Linked DNA regions of Homo sapiens: region 1 is linked to region 2. A link is a contact called in ENCODE Hi-C or POLR2A ChIA-PET data. All regions are on one chromosome and are shown on one strand. Each heading gives the region's core, a stretch centred on a gene start or an enhancer-like site at or near the end of the contact. The rest is flanking DNA. Distances are from core to core; before and after follow the strand shown.

Evidence for each region. A loop is a pair of places that touch in the nucleus more often than their neighbours do. ChIA-PET counts read pairs that join two places held with the same protein, here RNA polymerase II (POLR2A). Pooled maps may share reads with other maps.
Region 1: a map of CD4-positive, alpha-beta T cell shows a loop between it and region 2 (3-fold over the local background). The contact joins two enhancer-like sites. A Hi-C loop is called at or near these places in 7 of 168 maps with a recorded cell type or tissue (CD4-positive, alpha-beta T cell, HepG2, K562 and 4 more) and 16 of 50 pooled maps. POLR2A ChIA-PET finds 5 or more read pairs at or near these places in 2 of 52 experiments (WTC11 and endothelial cell of umbilical vein).

What each region holds. Positions count from the first base shown.
Region 1 is chr5:82,465,790-82,469,471 of GRCh38, reverse strand. No RefSeq gene overlaps it. Among named protein-coding and RNA genes, the nearest start is that of RPS23, 190 kb to the right of the region's middle. Within about 2 kb of position 2,067, at least 4 of the 41 ENCODE cell types and tissues checked have a DNase peak (open chromatin) inside an H3K27ac peak, as active enhancers do.
Region 2 is chr5:82,349,668-82,353,797 of GRCh38, reverse strand. No RefSeq gene overlaps it. Among named protein-coding and RNA genes, the nearest start is that of RPS23, 73 kb to the right of the region's middle. RefSeq lists an enhancer at 305-1,504. Within about 2 kb of position 1,420, at least 3 of the 41 ENCODE cell types and tissues checked have a DNase peak (open chromatin) inside an H3K27ac peak, as active enhancers do.

The sequences.
Region 1 (3,682 bases), core at 818-3,317, 120 kb before region 2:
TGTAATGGGGGGCTAAATTCAATTTTTAGCAAGGAAAATAAACATCTACAATGTTTGGGAGTCTAAACGGGGGCCTAAGGATTAATTTAGTTATTTCATGTTAGGATTGATACACATCAAAATGCTAGGTTGTAGGATTGACTGAGAATTTTCACCTATGACACATAAGAGCACCAAAAGAATCAAGGAAATCTACATGCATTTAGTATATAAGTACATCTATGTACGTGTGTTTATACATATATATATGTATATGTGGCTATATGCATATTTATTTTGAAATATTATAGATCTTAATACTTGTGAGCAACCTCAAAGATTCACAACATATAGTTTTGTAGCTCCTTAGCACTCTGAGAGAACACATCTCCAGACAGTCAAAAATCCCAGTCACAGTGCACCTTTCACATATAATTTCTCCCCAAAAAGTACTAACATATAAATGAAAATTTGAAACAATTTCATTGGTCCTTCACAGAAATATTTACATGCGCTTCTGGCTTTTTCAACATTTTATTTTCATTTCCATTAAGAGTTGTGTGTCTCCTGTGCATATCCTCACACCACAAGTTAACTGCCTTTTCCACTTTCATTGAAGTTTAATGCCTCCCCTGTTGAACAATTCTTGTGCTGGCTGGAGCAATGGCTGGAGTCATTTCATGCAATGCCTTTGTTATATTGGCCTAACAAAATTAATAAACTTCACGGACCTTCAGAGTCCTAATACTCAGCGAAGCCCAGAAGTTACATCTCCAAGGGCCCCCTGTAATATACCATTTTGCTAAGTTGGTAGCTTAGCTCAGGCACATTACATTGGAAGGAATAGTTTAGCCAGTGAGTAAGATCAGCTGATTGCTCAGTCTTTTCTCTATACTGTGGCTTTTTGTTTTCTTTGTCTTTAGTAGCAAAAGTTTAATTTTGCTGCAATTTATGGTACAAAAATCTATTATAGTACTGTTTGAATATCTACAGGTTCTGGAAGTCTTAGGAATCCATTCCCAGGAAATGTCAAGGATCTGCAGATGCCAGTGTATTCTACTCTCCTAACAGCTGCCTGGAAGTCAGCTAAGAAGGTGATGGCAGGGGGAATGCTTAGATTTCCAAATGTGGGTGACCGGAAGAATGGACACGCTATTACTGAGAAGAGAGAATGTTATGAGAGGAAATGAAAATTTCAGTTTTAAACATCCTGATTTTAAGGTCTGTTGTGACAGATAAAATATATGCCACAGGAAAATGGATCTTGAGGGCAAGACTAAGAAATGAACTTTAAATGTGGACATCTTCAGCATAGAGGTAAAGGCTGAAGTCGGATGGAGGGTGTAGAAAATGGCTCTTCCAAAAGTCCACCAGATCGTGCAAACCCAGACCTTCACTGAACCTCATGTGTGGCAAGGGCTGGAGTTCACAGACTCAGTCACCGTTCAAGATGTCAATTTTCTATTTACTACTTTTCTTTGTATTACACATTTTTTTTTCCTGATGACGCTTGAACTGTATCTTCACACACTAAAGCGATCAAATGGAACAAAACAACCCTTTAGTTGACCATTTCAGCCATGTGTAAGCTAAGTCTGGAATAGGCCCCTCTGTGAGGGTGATACAGTCAGCGTCCCCATTCAGGGAATCGCCACATCCCTATTTAGCCGCCATTACAGGGACCTTCATTTTGCTCCAGAGTTTAGCAGAATTTTATTCAACTGCCAAAATACACAAACCAGTTTCTGAAAGCAAAATGTTAATTCATCAAGTCATGTCTTATTTCCTTTTCTTTACGGGAAGGTTTTTCATTACAAATTCAATTTCTTTAATAGATACAGGGCTATTTAAATTTTCTATTCTGTTTTCTTTTATTAAGAGTGGGAGTACAATGACATCAACTTGAGGAAAAGCTTATATTTTTATAATATCTAACAATAAAGGAGAAAAGGCTTTCCTTACAAGAAACCTTTTGTTTAAATCTTCCGTTTCTGTTGAAAACTAAGCCACCATGAATGTGAAGTCCAAAACTGTTTGTCTTTCCTTTTAATACAACACAGATGGATGCTGGGCCTCTCTGAGGCCATGCGGGGGAGCAGCGTTTCAGTTGGAAAGGTCACATCAGAATTAAGTTGGTTTCAGGAAAATGAAACCAAATGAAAACTTTATGTCCACACACTCGCTCTTCCAAAACCAATTTTAAGCTCTTCCATAAAGACAGAATCAGGCATAGAATCAGAGCAGTGTTACCTACCACAGGCTCTGCTGCTCATAATCTGGAAAGATGCACCGATTCACTGCCTGGAAAACTCCTCCATTTGTCACCTTTAGTTCTTTCACCAGCCACTCTGTGCCTCACTCTATACAAAGTGCTCTGTGAAGGCTAATGAAATTAATTAATTAATTAAATTGCTATTATGTTTTCCTACTTGCCGATTCTCCCAGAAAGGTATAAATTTTCAAAGTTTTAGCAATTAATAAAAGCTCTTTGGTCTGTATCTAATTTAGTATAAAACACATCAGGTGTGAACAATTCTTACTACCTATGTAAGTTGGGAGCAATAACTTCTGCTGTAAAATATATATATATTTTTAATATATAATTATATATTAAAAAATATATAATATATTATAATTATATATTAAAATATATATAATATATTATAATTATATATTAAAATATATATAATATAATTATATATTAAAATATATATAATATAATTATATATTAAAATATATATAATATATTATAATTATATTAAAATATATATGTTATAATTGTATATTAAAATATATATAATATATTATAATTGTATATTATAATATATAAATATAATCTATATATTTTATATATATTATATATATTTTATATATAATATATTACATAATATATATAATATATTACATAATATATAATATACCATATTATATTATATAATATATTATATATAATATATTATATGATATAATATATAATATATTATATATAATATAATATTATATTATATATTATAATGTAATATATTATATACATATATATTATACATATATATACATATATATAATATATTATATAATATATAATATAATAATATATTATATATCATATAATATAATAATATATTATATATCATATAATATAATAATATATTATATAACATATAATATAATAATATATTATATAATATATAATATATTATATAATATATAATATATTATATAATATATAATATTATATAATATATAATATATAATATTATATATTATATAATATTATATATATTATATAATATATAATATATATTATATATAAATATATATATTTTTATATATATACGATATATATATATATATAGTGGCAGGCCAGGCGCAGTGGCTCATGCCTGTAATCCCAGCACTTTGGGAGGCTGAGGTAGGCGGATTACCTGCAGTCAGGAGTTTGAGACCAGCCTGACCAACATGGTGAAACCCTGTCTTACTAAAAATACAAAAAAATTACCCGGGTGTGGTGGCGCATGCCTGTAATCCCAGCTACCTGGGAAGCTGGGGCAGGAGAATCGCTTGAACCCAGGAGGTGGAGAGGGCAGTGAGCCGAGATCACACCATTGCACTCCAGCCTGGGCAATAAGAGCAAAACTCCATCTCAAAAAAAAAAAAAAAAAAAAACCACAGTGGATTTGACCTATGGTAAACCAACCCTATG
Region 2 (4,130 bases), core at 171-2,670:
AAACCCACAGCCCATTGCAGGAAGCCATCCTCAGCAGAAGAGATGGCCTCCTGAGAATACTGGACCCAGGAAGTTGGTGAGCTTTCGCGCCACCTCTCTGCTCAAAAGACAGTTTATTCTCTCCCCCTTGGTAGATACGCACTTCTAAATCTCAGCCACTCACCTAATTTTCTGTCTTGTAAGCAAGGCTTCAAAAGAAGGCTAGGTTACTGAGAGATGTGCACAATCCTTGAAAATTGCAGAAAGAAAGAACATATGCACTTTATAACATTCTCTTCAGTAGGGAATGTTCTGTGTTCCAGTAGTACCAACTTCAGGAGCTCCAGGATATCCACTGTGAAAACACAGGCAACCCTACTGGCCACTGGTCTTCCTTTGACCAGATAAGAGGTCACTCCTTTGGAATGGGTTATACCAGTAGGCTCTAGCCACATTGCCTTACATATACTCTACCCTTCAACCCTGTGGTAAGCACCTTTTAAAAGAGCTAAAAGCAATTAAAAAATATACCAAAGGCATCAAGGTGAATTATCAGACTACTGTCCCCTGATGAAAAATAATAACAACAACAGATGATGGCTTTCAAACAAGCTGAGAAAATGGACTTTATTTTTCTAGAAGTATTTCTTTATTTTTTTCCTAGTCCCAATGCACTTCGTACTTCTCTATTTATCATGCACTTCGTACTTCTCTATTTATCATGCACTTCGTAACTGCCTCAACATATCTGGCCCTTCTATCAACTGACGAACTTCTTGAGAACCCTGCCCTATTCTTCCTATTCATCCTCATATTTATAGAGCCTTCAGTGTAAGAGGAAATTAATAGACTCTCAATAAATGTTTGATGGACAGATAAATGTAGGAAAAATTAATGTACATCAGAGTGCAACAGGAACTAATATCCAAAATCCTTGAGATAAAAATGAAAGACCATCAAAGTAAAAATTTCCGATAGCTAATCATCCAAACATTAAAAGAGGACTTCATTGTTCTCCAGATGTCATCAGTGATTCATTACAAATAATTACATGCGTGTTCTAAATAATGGAATGTTGAAATGTACACTTGTCATCACCGGCACTATCAAACATGTTGGACACGCCCAAAATAGCTACAGTCCATATGACCAGGAAGAGAGTCACATCAAGGACTCCAGAGGTGATAATATCAGTGTCCCAGTAAAGTCTGGAAGTCATCGTCTTGAACAGGAAGCCTTAAGGAAGTTGAGGGCAGTTTGTTCACTTGACCCCAGAGTTGGGTTACACACCCACAGCACTTACTGAGGGGCAGGAAGTTGGAAGAGGACCTGGGGTCAGACCTCTGCAATGGTGTGAAGTAGATGAAGTTTGTCTTCACCTCCTCTTTCATTGCCCTCCTCATCTCCCCACCAACCCTGATCTGTCATCCTTCGTAATCACAATGGCAAAGGCCCAACGGAGTCACTCATACTATCGTATAAATAACTCATTATGATTGTATAAATTAGGCTTCCACAGCATTTGCCTTTTTAGTAGAAGCAGTGCTGTTATTCTGTGTAATAGCAGAATTTCTACCATCAAAATAGCAAGGGACATATTTGAGGGATGATGGTCAGTGCCAGCTTGAAGTTGAGTAGGCAGCTACCCACTGAAGCAGCTATATGCATTTTTTAATTTTTAGAAATTTAAGATTCAGGCCTTGGATCTCTTGTGACTATGTGACTGACTATTCATGTTGGAAAAATAAACATTTCCACCTCCTAGAGTGGCTGATAGCAAGAGGGTATGAGGCTTCAGATGTTGATCCGTGATTCTCTAGAGACCTCTAGTGGTCAGAAGAGGAACTCACATTTGTTATGAACAGAAAGATGAGGGAATGCTGACCGGTGAAAAATGAAGGCCTACAATCTGGTGATTGCCATTAAAGAAACATTTGGAACTTTCAGTAATGGAAGGTTTGAGTCATTTACTTTTCCATCTACTTTTTCTCTCTCTCCTTTCTCTTCTGTATCCATGCTACAATCTCATTTGCCTTAATGCCTTGGAAGGCACTTGTCCTTACTGTCCTTATTATCCATTTTCATTGCTTTATCTGGGTCGTCCACACAAAGAAACCAACTTGCCCTTCACAGGATCCATATTTCCCTCATGCAATCCATGGGCTCCTACATCTTCCTTCACCCTTGGCAGCTCTTGGTCTTGTTACTCATACCTACATGTGCTCCCAGATAAGTACAGGAATAGGCTTATCTTCACCCTTATTCTGCCAGGAGAGTGTTTCTTATTCTGCCATTGAGATGGACTGTCCCAAGGGATTAAATTTTAAGAGGTGGATTACAGTTACTGCTGGTTTGTTGGTTCGCTGTGAAGCTCAGGAAACAGAAACAGCCAAGTTTCCAAGATATATATTTAACAGGAGAAGAGTCAAAAAAAAGATTTAAAATGCCAAACTTTACAGGAAATTCAGAGACAACCCTTCCCAACAAATAAAAATCATCCCCACAGATTTGTGGTAGAAGCAATATAAGTAACTATGTTAGCCTGAAGCCTTTATAGGTAGACTTTTCAGCTGCTCTCTTTTGTTTACCTATCCCAATTTTTATTATACAACTACTAAAATTATATAGATATATACATCATATATTAAGATATATACTCACCAACGTGTAAAAGAAGGGCATTCTTCTAAAATTAGATTGCAGCTCTTCCTGGCTTTGAAGTAATCACACCCCAGTAATAGAAAGAGGTAGAACATATCAACAGGAATGGGGTGTGGGCTGCCAGTTCATCATCTGTCAATCTTACCTGAGATCCTGCTTTGCCTTAAGATTCAATTCCAAGACCATGAATAGATGTTTATGATTTTTTTTAATGCCCACTGCGGATGAAGCCTTTCTTCCTTTTTCTGAGAGGTCTGAATTTGAGAGACAGCGTGGGTCAGGCCAATGATAGAAGCAACAGACCCCAAAGGACCTCCTCAATCTGGACCCACACTTAGACAGTGTCTTCTCAGTTACAGGAGCATAGGACTTCCTATAACCCTATCAAATTAATGATTGGTCCAAAAAATCAACAGAAACATAGTTATAAATGGCTAATTAATAGGGAGTTGTGTCCTAGTAGTTTATGGCCTCGGAGAGCTTTTTAAGCAAAGGGTTAAGTGGGGGGGAAAAGGAGCAGGAAACCAACCTTACTTTGGTTGGCTCCCTTAGCTCACCTCAACTTGGAAAGAGCAGAGCCGAGTGAACAACATTTGACAATATTTCTGTGGCATTATCAAAATCCAGGGCCATAATCTTGATATAAAAGCAAGCTAGTTTCTCTGACACGAGTATTTGGTTATAACAGGGTGAGGTTCATTATTAAAAACCACCCATTTGTTAATCACTAAAATATTCATTGAATGCCTAATATATGAAGGCTATCACACTGAGTTTGCAAAAAATTTTGGTTTTATACTGCTTCCATTTTCCAAAACCATAAGAATGTGTTTATGTGTAGAAAATAAAAATTTAATGGTATTTGAAGAGCTGATACCATAATCCCTCTTAGGAAAGAAACCTTTCTTTGGCTACAGTGCTGTGGGAGAAAGTGAGCCCCTGAAGGTCTGAGGGTCGTAAGAACAAAATAGTAAGGCAAGGGCTGTGCTGTTCTCCCACTTCTCCACGGGAGGACATGAGAGGCCTCCGGTGTTGCTCCAGGGTGAAGGAGGAGAAGGAGAGAGATGAAGAGCCAAACAAGTGAGGCAGCGTGAGGATGGGAAGTATGTACGGCCAGGAAGTCAAGGAAGAATCCAAAAGTGGTGAGCTGACTGACTTTTAAGGAAAAAAGGTGGTCAAAAATAAGGATTGCTTTAAAAACAAGAACTGAAGAGTCAGCAAGGCTCGGATCTCTGCAGCAAAGCCTCCCCTAACTCTCCACCATCCACCCAGTGCCCCTCTCAGTCCAGAGAGTGGCGCCACCTACAGGGTTGTTCCCAGAGACCATTGCTTCTGACTCATTGCTCCAAACCCTTTCAGGCCCTGCCAACCCAGCCCATGCCAATTGCTCAAGTCTTTAGAAATGCATAAAAGAAATAAGCAATTTGGTAAATTAGTAAATTCTTCTAATTCAGCAAATTGGTCACTCGACAATTGTCAAATTGGTTTTT